Regions from separate parts of the Homo sapiens genome. Here region 2 is linked to region 1. A link is a contact called in ENCODE POLR2A ChIA-PET data. All regions are on one chromosome and are shown on one strand. The core of a region is the stretch at or near the end of the contact, and the rest is flanking DNA. Distances in the headings are between cores, read along the strand shown.

The links. ChIA-PET counts read pairs that join two places held with the same protein, here RNA polymerase II (POLR2A).
Region 2: POLR2A ChIA-PET joins it to region 1 with 19 read pairs in OCI-LY7. The contact joins two enhancer-like sites. POLR2A ChIA-PET finds 5 or more read pairs at or near these places in 2 of 52 experiments (OCI-LY7 and PC-9).

What each region holds. Positions count from the first base shown.
Region 1 is chr5:157,869,656-157,873,754 of GRCh38, reverse strand. No RefSeq gene overlaps it. Among named protein-coding and RNA genes, the nearest start is that of CLINT1, 13 kb to the right of the region's middle. Within about 2 kb of position 2,079, at least 3 of the 41 ENCODE cell types and tissues checked have a DNase peak (open chromatin) inside an H3K27ac peak, as active enhancers do; they include PC-9, where a contact is called at or near this core.
Region 2 is chr5:159,875,935-159,880,033 of GRCh38, reverse strand. It overlaps a transcript of ADRA1B not described here. Among named protein-coding and RNA genes, the nearest start is that of LINC01847, 6.6 kb to the right of the region's middle. Within about 2 kb of position 1,881, at least 22 of the 41 ENCODE cell types and tissues checked have a DNase peak (open chromatin) inside an H3K27ac peak, as active enhancers do; they include PC-9, where a contact is called at or near this core.

The DNA.
Region 1 (4,099 bases), core at 830-3,329:
AGAATCGCTTGAACTGGGGAGGCAGAGGTTGCAGCGAGCCTAGATTGTACCACTGCACTCCAGCCTGGCGACAGAGCGAGACTCTGTCTCAAAAAAGAAATAAAAATAAAAATAAATAAATAAATGAATACATGATCTGACTATCCATCAATAGGAGAATGGTTCAATAAATTATGGTACATTCATATTAAGGTATTACACCATTATTGAGACATGAGAAAAAGAATGAGTTACATCTATATTTATTGAACTGGAGGCATATCCATGATAAACTATTGAGTATTTTTTAAAGCAAGCACTTTAGCATGATCCCAAAACAAAATTTACATATGTGCATGTATTATTGTTTGTATCTGTCTGAGCATGGATGGAGTGTGAAAAAAAATACTGAGATTTTAACAAAATTACCATATTAAATTTTTCTTTATACAGGTGGATTGTTTTGCTTGTTAAAATGAATGTATATTACTTTTATTTATTTGTTTATTTTTGAGACAGGATTCCACTGTGTTGTTCAGGCTGGTCTCAAATTCCCAGGCTCAAGAAATCCTCCTGCCTCAGCCTCCCAAGTAGCTAAGACTATGGGCTCATGCCACTATACCTGGCTCTACTTTTACTTTTTTTTTTTTTTTGAGATGAAGTCTCACTCTGTCACCCAGGCTGGAATGCAGTGGCATGATCTCAGCTCACTGCAACCTCCATCTCCCAGGTTCAAATGATTCTCCTGCCTTAGCCTCCCAAGTAGCTGGGACTACAGGTGCATGCCACCACGCCCGGCTAATTTTTTGTATTTTTAGTAGAGACAGGGTTTCGCCATGTTGACTAGGCTGGCCTTGAACTCCTGAGCTCAGGTGATCTGCCCACCTAGGCCTCCCCAAGTGCTGGGATTACAGGCAAGAGCCACCGTGCCCAGCCTACTTTTAATTCTCTTGTTCTCACTGCTCCGTCTACCTCAGGCAAACGTGGTAATTTTTTTTTTTTTTTTTTGCCTTGGATTAGTTTTTCCTGTTCTAGAATTGTACATAACCGGAGCCATAACTTTTTGTGTGCAGCTTCTTTTGCTCACTTTTTTTTTTTTTTTTTTGAGATGGAGTGTGGCTCTTGTTGCCCAGGCTGCAGTGTAGTGGTGCGATCTCAGCTCATTGCTACCTCCACCTGCCGGGTTCAAGTGATTCTCCTGCCTCAGTCTCCCAAGTAGCTGGGATTACAGGCCCCTGCCACCACACCCGGCTAATTTTTGGTTTTAGTTTGTTTGTTTGTTTTTTGTTGTTGTTGTTGTTTTGAGACAGAGTCTTGCTCTGTCACCAAGGCTGGAGTGTAGTGGCGCAATCTCATCTCACTGCAACCTCCGCCTCCCAGGTTCAAGCAATTCTCATGCCTCAGCCTCCTGAGTAGCTGGGGTTACAGGTGCGCGTGCCACAATGCCCAGCTAATTTTTGTAGAGACGGGGTTTCACCACGTTGACCAGGCTGGTCTCGTACTCCTGACCTCAAGTGATCCACCCACCTCAGCCCCCAAAGTGCTAGGACTACAGAGCCACTGTGCCCAGCTTCTTTGCTCACTTTTATCTGGGAGATTCATCCAGGTTGTTGTATATATCAGTCATTCATTCCTTTTTGTTGGTGAGTCATAGTCTATTCCAATGATATTCCACAATTTGTTTATCCATACCCTGTTGAAGGACATTTGGGTCATTTCTGGTTTTTGGCTATTGTGAAAAAAGCTGCTATGGAACATTCTTACATGAGAATTTTGATATAGCTTTTTATTTCTCTTGGATAAGTACCTACGGGTTGAATTGCTGCATCAAAGGGTAGATAGATGAGGACATATGACCATATTTTACTTTTGTAATTAAAAAAACTAATAAAAACATTTCAAAGAAAAAATTTGAAGAAACAGAATAAATCTGTATTAAAAATGATACTACTACTACTTGCTATCTTACTTTCCACTCCCTCCCCTCCCCATAGGTGTTTGAATCTGTCAGATGTTGGATTTCAATCAGTGACCCACCACTTTTCAGGATGAATCATCAAAAACAGGGAAATTCTCATAAACCTTCCCAAGAGGAACTAGGTTTGAATACCACCCACCAGAGGCCATAAGACGCAAGTGATCCTCCTGGAGAACTGCCAGCACACAGGAAAATCAGTTTCCATGGGCAGACACCACTTCCAAACAAAGCAAAACAAAAGTCATGACACTTGTATTCTCTAATAACAGGGTGTCACCAGAATAGATACGTAGCATTAAAAAGAAGAAAAGAGTATGTTCTGAAATTAGTCAAATTAACACAGCAAAGAATGAGAATATCAAGAAGTAACCTCACTGCAGGGAGGGCTTGTAAACGAATTGTGAACCAAACCTTGGTGACTTCCAAATCTAAACAGAAAGTCTAAAGTGCTACAAAAATTCAATCAATACCCTGAAGACTGATTCTCAGGAAGGATTGGCTAGAATATAAATATGATGTAAAAGAAGAATGTACAGAAGTCCCCTCTTATTCACAGTTTTGCTTTCCACACTTTCAGTTACCCACGCTCAACTGTACTCTGAAAATATTAAATGGGAAATTCCAGAAAGAAACAATACTACATTTTAAATTGCTCAATGTTCTGAGCAGCCGTTCTGAGTAGCATGATGAAATCTCATGCCATCCAGCTCCATCCCACCTGGAATGTGAATCATTCCTTTGGCCAGTGGATCCACGCTGTCTACCACTGCCCGTTAGTCATGGAGAGTTTCTGCTCCTGACATCCAACCATGGATATTGTCATGGCTGGATGATCCAGGATCACCTGAAACAGATGCTTCTCCTTCTGATGAATCATCAGAAGGTCACTACTAGTCTAATACTACACCACAATGCCTATGACATTCACCTAACTTCATTTCATCAAGTAGGCATTGTATTATCTCACATCATCACAAGGAGGGTGAGTATGGTACAACAGGATCTTTTTCTTAATTTTTTTTTAAGAGACAGGGTCTCGGTATGTTGCCCAGGCTGGTCTCAACCTCCTGGGCTCAAGCAATCCTGGGCATTGTCCTCCTAAAGTGCTGGGATTACAGACATGAGCCACCATACCCAGCCAACAATAGGATATTTTGACAGAGAGAGAGAGAATACATTTACATAACTTTTATTACAGTATATTGTTATAATTGTTCTCTTTTATTATTTAAATTTTTTGAGACAGGGTCTCATTCTGTCACCTAGGCTGAAGTGCAGTGGCACAGTCTTGGCTCACTGCAACCTCTGCCTCCCAGTCTTAATCTATTCTCCCACCTCAGCCTCCCAAGTAGCTGGGACTACAGGAATGTGCCACCATACCAGGCTAATTTTTTGTATTTTTTTGTAGAGACAGGGTTTCACCACATTGCCCAGGCTGGTCTAAAACTCCTGGGCTCAAGCCGTCTTCCTACCTTCCAACCTTCCCAAGTGCTGGGATTACAGGCATGAGCCACCACACCCAGCCAACTATTCTATTTATTATTATTGTTGTTAATCTCTTATTGCGCGTATTAGCCCACTTTCTTTTTTTTCTTTTTTTTTTTTGAGATAGAATTTCGCTCTTGTTGCCCAGGCTGGAGTGCAATGGCACAACCTCGGTTCACTGCAACCTCCATTTCCCAGGTTCAAGCGATTCTCCTGCCTCAGCCTCCCAAGTAGCTGGGATTACAAGCATGCACCACCATGCCCATCTAATTTTGTATTTTTAGTAGAGACAGAGTTTCTCCATGTTGGTCAGGCTGGTCTTGAACTCCTTACTGCAGGTGATCTGCTCGTGTCGGCCTCCCAAAGTGCTGGGATTACAGGTGTGAGCCACTGTGCCCGACCAAGTCCGTTTTCATACTATGAAGAAGTACCCAAGATTGGGTATTTATAAAGAAAAAGACATGTTTTTTGAGACAGAGTCTCACTCTGTCAGCCAGGCTAGAGTGCAGTGGTGCAATCTTGGCTCACCGCAACCTCCGCCTCCCAGGTTCAAGGTATTATCATGCCTCAGCCTCCCAAGCAGCCGGGCTTACGGGTGCCTGCCATGACACCTGGATATTTTTTGTATTTTCAGTAGAGATGGACTTTCACCATGTT
Region 2 (4,099 bases), core at 632-3,131, 2.0 Mb before region 1:
TTTAAAGTTTTTAATTTTAATTTTATTTATTTATTTTTGAGACAGGGTCTCGCTCTGTATCTCAAGCCGGAGTGCAGTGGTGCGATCTCAGTTCACTGCAACCTCCTCCTCCCAGGTTCATGCGATTCTTCTGCCTCAGCCTCATGAGTAGGTGGGATTACAGGCGCCCGCCACCACGCCCAGCTAATTTTTGTATTTTTAGTAGAGACAGGGTCTCACCATGTTGGCCAGGTTGGTCTTGACCTTCTGAGCTCAAGTGATCCGCCCGCCTCGGCCTCCCAAAGTGCTGGGATTATATGCGTGAGCCACTACACCCAGCCACTTGTCTACATTTTAAGCTTAAACACCGAGTCACAGGTAAACACACATGTACCCACACACACGCATGCATATGCGTGTGGACTGCAACTAAGACAATGCACACAGCATGCAGGTAGATATGCACAGACTTTCACTCCCCCCTCCCCATAATTAAGAAGATAGAAGAAGAATTGGCTTGTGGAATGAGTCACAGAGGCAGCCAGGATGAAGGGCAGGATTCAGCATCCCCAGGGAATCTTTATTTATAGTCCTGGCTGCTGGAGAGGGGGCTGGAATTATTCCTAAAGAGTTTCAGTGATGGAGTGATAACCAAAAGATGTCATTCCCACCGTCGTGCTTACAGGCAGGCGCCTGTTGCTGCTGGAGCCAGCAGAAGCGCTGTGTCACTCCAGAGCTGTGGTTCATGGGAGGAGCCAAGCTGACTGCATTCCAGCTGGTCCATCGTCAGTCACTGGGCCCCTTTCCCCGGTGAACAGACAATCTCTACGCTAATCCGAGCAAATCCTCCCAACCCCAAACAAACAGAAACCTCTGGGACAGCAGAGGCCACTGATTGCAGAGGATGCAGCTTAGATTCAAAATGATACAGTCTAATCCGTTGGTCCCACAGCTCTGCCTCTGTCAACAGTGTGGTTTCTGTAACAAGCAGAGAAAGTGGCATGAGGAATATGCAGTAGCAGACCCGACCTGCCTCACCCAGGGCCGGGGTGAGGATGTAAGGAGGCAGCTGGCTCTTTGCTGGGTTTTGAGCGACATCAGAAAAGTCTAGGGGGCATGAGCAGTAAGTTCCTTGGGTACAGGCTGTCTGTCTTATCCACTCTGGCACTCCTGGCACCAAGCACAGAGAAGATGTTAGTTGATAAATGGATACATGCATGATCTATTCAATATTGCAGTGTGTGAAGACCCCACAGTTCTGGTTCTTGAGTGTGATACATGATACATGATAGAAAAGAAAGAACATTTTTTAGGGAGCTAAGCAGACTAGGACTCCAATCCTGTCACTTCCTGTAGAAGACCTTGCACAGGTCACCTAATCTCTCCAAGCCTCAGTTTGCTTACTTGTAAAATGGAGACTCCCTAACACCTGCTATGTTTTGGGAATCATGGTAAGGATTAAAGATGGTGAAATAGGTTACTTCACCTTATTATATGTGCTACCTGGGGGAAATGAGGTATTGTTATCAGCCAATAACACATTAGCTGAATTAATCAGACAGATTGCACGCGGAAAACAGGGAATCCAGAACTGCCTGAGATGGTCTGGTTTATTGGCTCCTTATTTCCCAGCCTCCCTCCTTGGACTGGAGCCCTACTCTGAGTGGGAGTTCTCTTCTCAGTTGGCTCAAGTGTGTTCCTGGAGCTTTGTTCCCATCTGGGGCAGGAGGCCCCTTGAACTGGATCCCAGCTGCCCAGTGCAAACCCTGTGCTCAGCCCTCATGTGCTTTCCTGTTAGTCCTTGACCCTTACCTTGGCTCCTGGCCCTGACATAGCCTAGGTAACAGCTGCTGCTCATCTCTGGACCCGACTGATTCAAGAGGGCAACTGTAGGACTGCTGGGCCTGGCGTCCCGGACTGTCGGAGCTGCCTGAGACTGCCTCGGCATTTGGTCCTCTGATTCTTGGGCCTCGTTCAGCCCTGGAGTCCTGACAAGACCAAGCTGAAGAGACCTGAACCTGTTTTTCTAGGTTTCAGAGCACCTAATCTGGCACTTGAAACTCAGGTTGTTCCCAGAAGAGGTCAGAAAACAGGAAGTAAGGCTCGGGAGAGAAGGAAGAATCAGGAAGTGGATTTCAAGAGCATTCACTCCAGCTGCCATCAAAACATCACTTCCTAGACTGAGAGAATAAAGTAGTAGTTATTAAAAGCCCAGGCTTTTCAACTAAAGAGATCTGAGCTTAAAGCCTGCCTCTGTCGTTTGTGAACTGAGCAGCCCTGGGCACGCTGCACCTTCTTTCTGAGCTTTGGATTCCTTACTTATAAAGTGGGGTTAGGGACAGTACCTACCTTATGGGGCTGAGAGCATTGAGAGACATAATGGGTGCAAAGTGCTGAGCACAATGCCTGGTGCACAGTAGGGAGTCCATAAAATAGTGGCTATGATGACTGTGATTTAATGATTTTTGTGACCACTGCCCTAGTGGCTGCTCAGAGTCATCAGAAGGACCCAATGAGATATGAGATATGAAAGTGTTTAGAAGGAGGCTGGAGAGCATGACGCCAACATGGAGTACTGAAATTATTATTTTCTCGGTTTTTGACATTTGCCAACTGATGTGCTGTTGCACCCAAAGATTGGGTGCACGGCAACCAGAGGGCATGAAGGACTTCTCCAGAGCTGGCTCCCGGCATGACCTTCCCATCTGGTGCAGTGGGAGGGAAGAGGCTTGGACAGAGTTCTCCTATTGTCCCCGGGTCTTCTGAGGTCATCAGCTTTGCTCAGTTCTAGCTTAGCAGAGTGGTTTACAAAGGGTGGAGGGGAGACACAGGGGACCGGGAGCTGAAACTTTATTTGCTAAGTGTTTTTCAGAGCGCACGGCTCTGAGAAGGCGAAAAGGGGCAGGCAACAAGCCTTGATTTATGAACTGAGGCTCCCATTCCAGAAAACACATCATCAGTCCTTTTAGTAAAGAGCTTCAACCAGAGGGGCTGCCCTTCTGACTGCAGGCCTGAGTCCCACGACTGCTCTCAAAGGCAACTCCTTTTTGTGCACCCCTTAGGGGAAGAAAATCTGGAGAACAAATTCTGGGCCCTTGGTAGGGATGGGAACCTGCTCTCTGATGGCCAGGCAAGTACCTGAAACACAAGCGCCAGGCCCCTAACGGTGAAAGGGAGGAGTGGTAGAGTTCATAACAAAATGACTTTACTGTCAGCTGGTCATACATAGAGTCCAGAAGAAGGGACAAATCGTCCTTTACTTTTTACTTATAGCACCAACAGACCCCACAGAGGCGGATTCCACTCAGCCACATGTTCAGTTCTTCCCCAGCATTCCAACACAGAGCCACTCTAACAGAATCTCAGGATGCCACCTTTCACAAATGGTATGTGTCGCCCATACTTACCATTCTCCCCATCTTCTTTTTCACAGAACTGTATCTGCAGCAGTATGCTAAGATGGACCCCCCTCTGCTGAATCTAGGGAATGAGCCATGTTTGGTCTGGCTCAGAAATGACAATTTCATTCCCATTCACCAGTGATTGGGTTAGGGATGGTCATGTGGTTTAGTTCTGGCAAATGGGATCTGAGTCAAAGTCTTCTGGAATCTTCTGAAAATATTTTGCTCCTGGATAAGAAAGAGACATAGGAGGAGAAATCCCATTCTCTCTCTTTCTTCTTTTGCATGTCATGAGGATGTGGTGCTTGGCAGCCATCCTGCCACTGTGAGGAGAAAGCCAAAAACATGGCACAGAAGCCGATGCAGAGCCTTGACATTGTTGAGCCACAATCTAACCATGCCAACTTGTAGACTTTTTTAAAATGAAGTAATAAAAGTCCTTATTGTTTTGTTTTGTTTTGTTTTTGAGACAGAGTCTTGCTCTGTCCCCCAGCTGGGGTGCAGTGGCGTGATCTCAGTTCACTGTAACCTCTGTCTCCTGAGTTCAAGCGATTCTCCTGCCTCAGCCTCGTGAGTAGCTGGGATTACAGGTATGCACCACCATTTCTGCTTAATTTTTGTATTTTTAGTAGAGATGGGGTTTTACCATGTTGGCCAGGCTGGTCACGAACTCCTGACCTCAAGTGATCCGCCCACCTCAGCCTCCCAAAGTGTTGGGA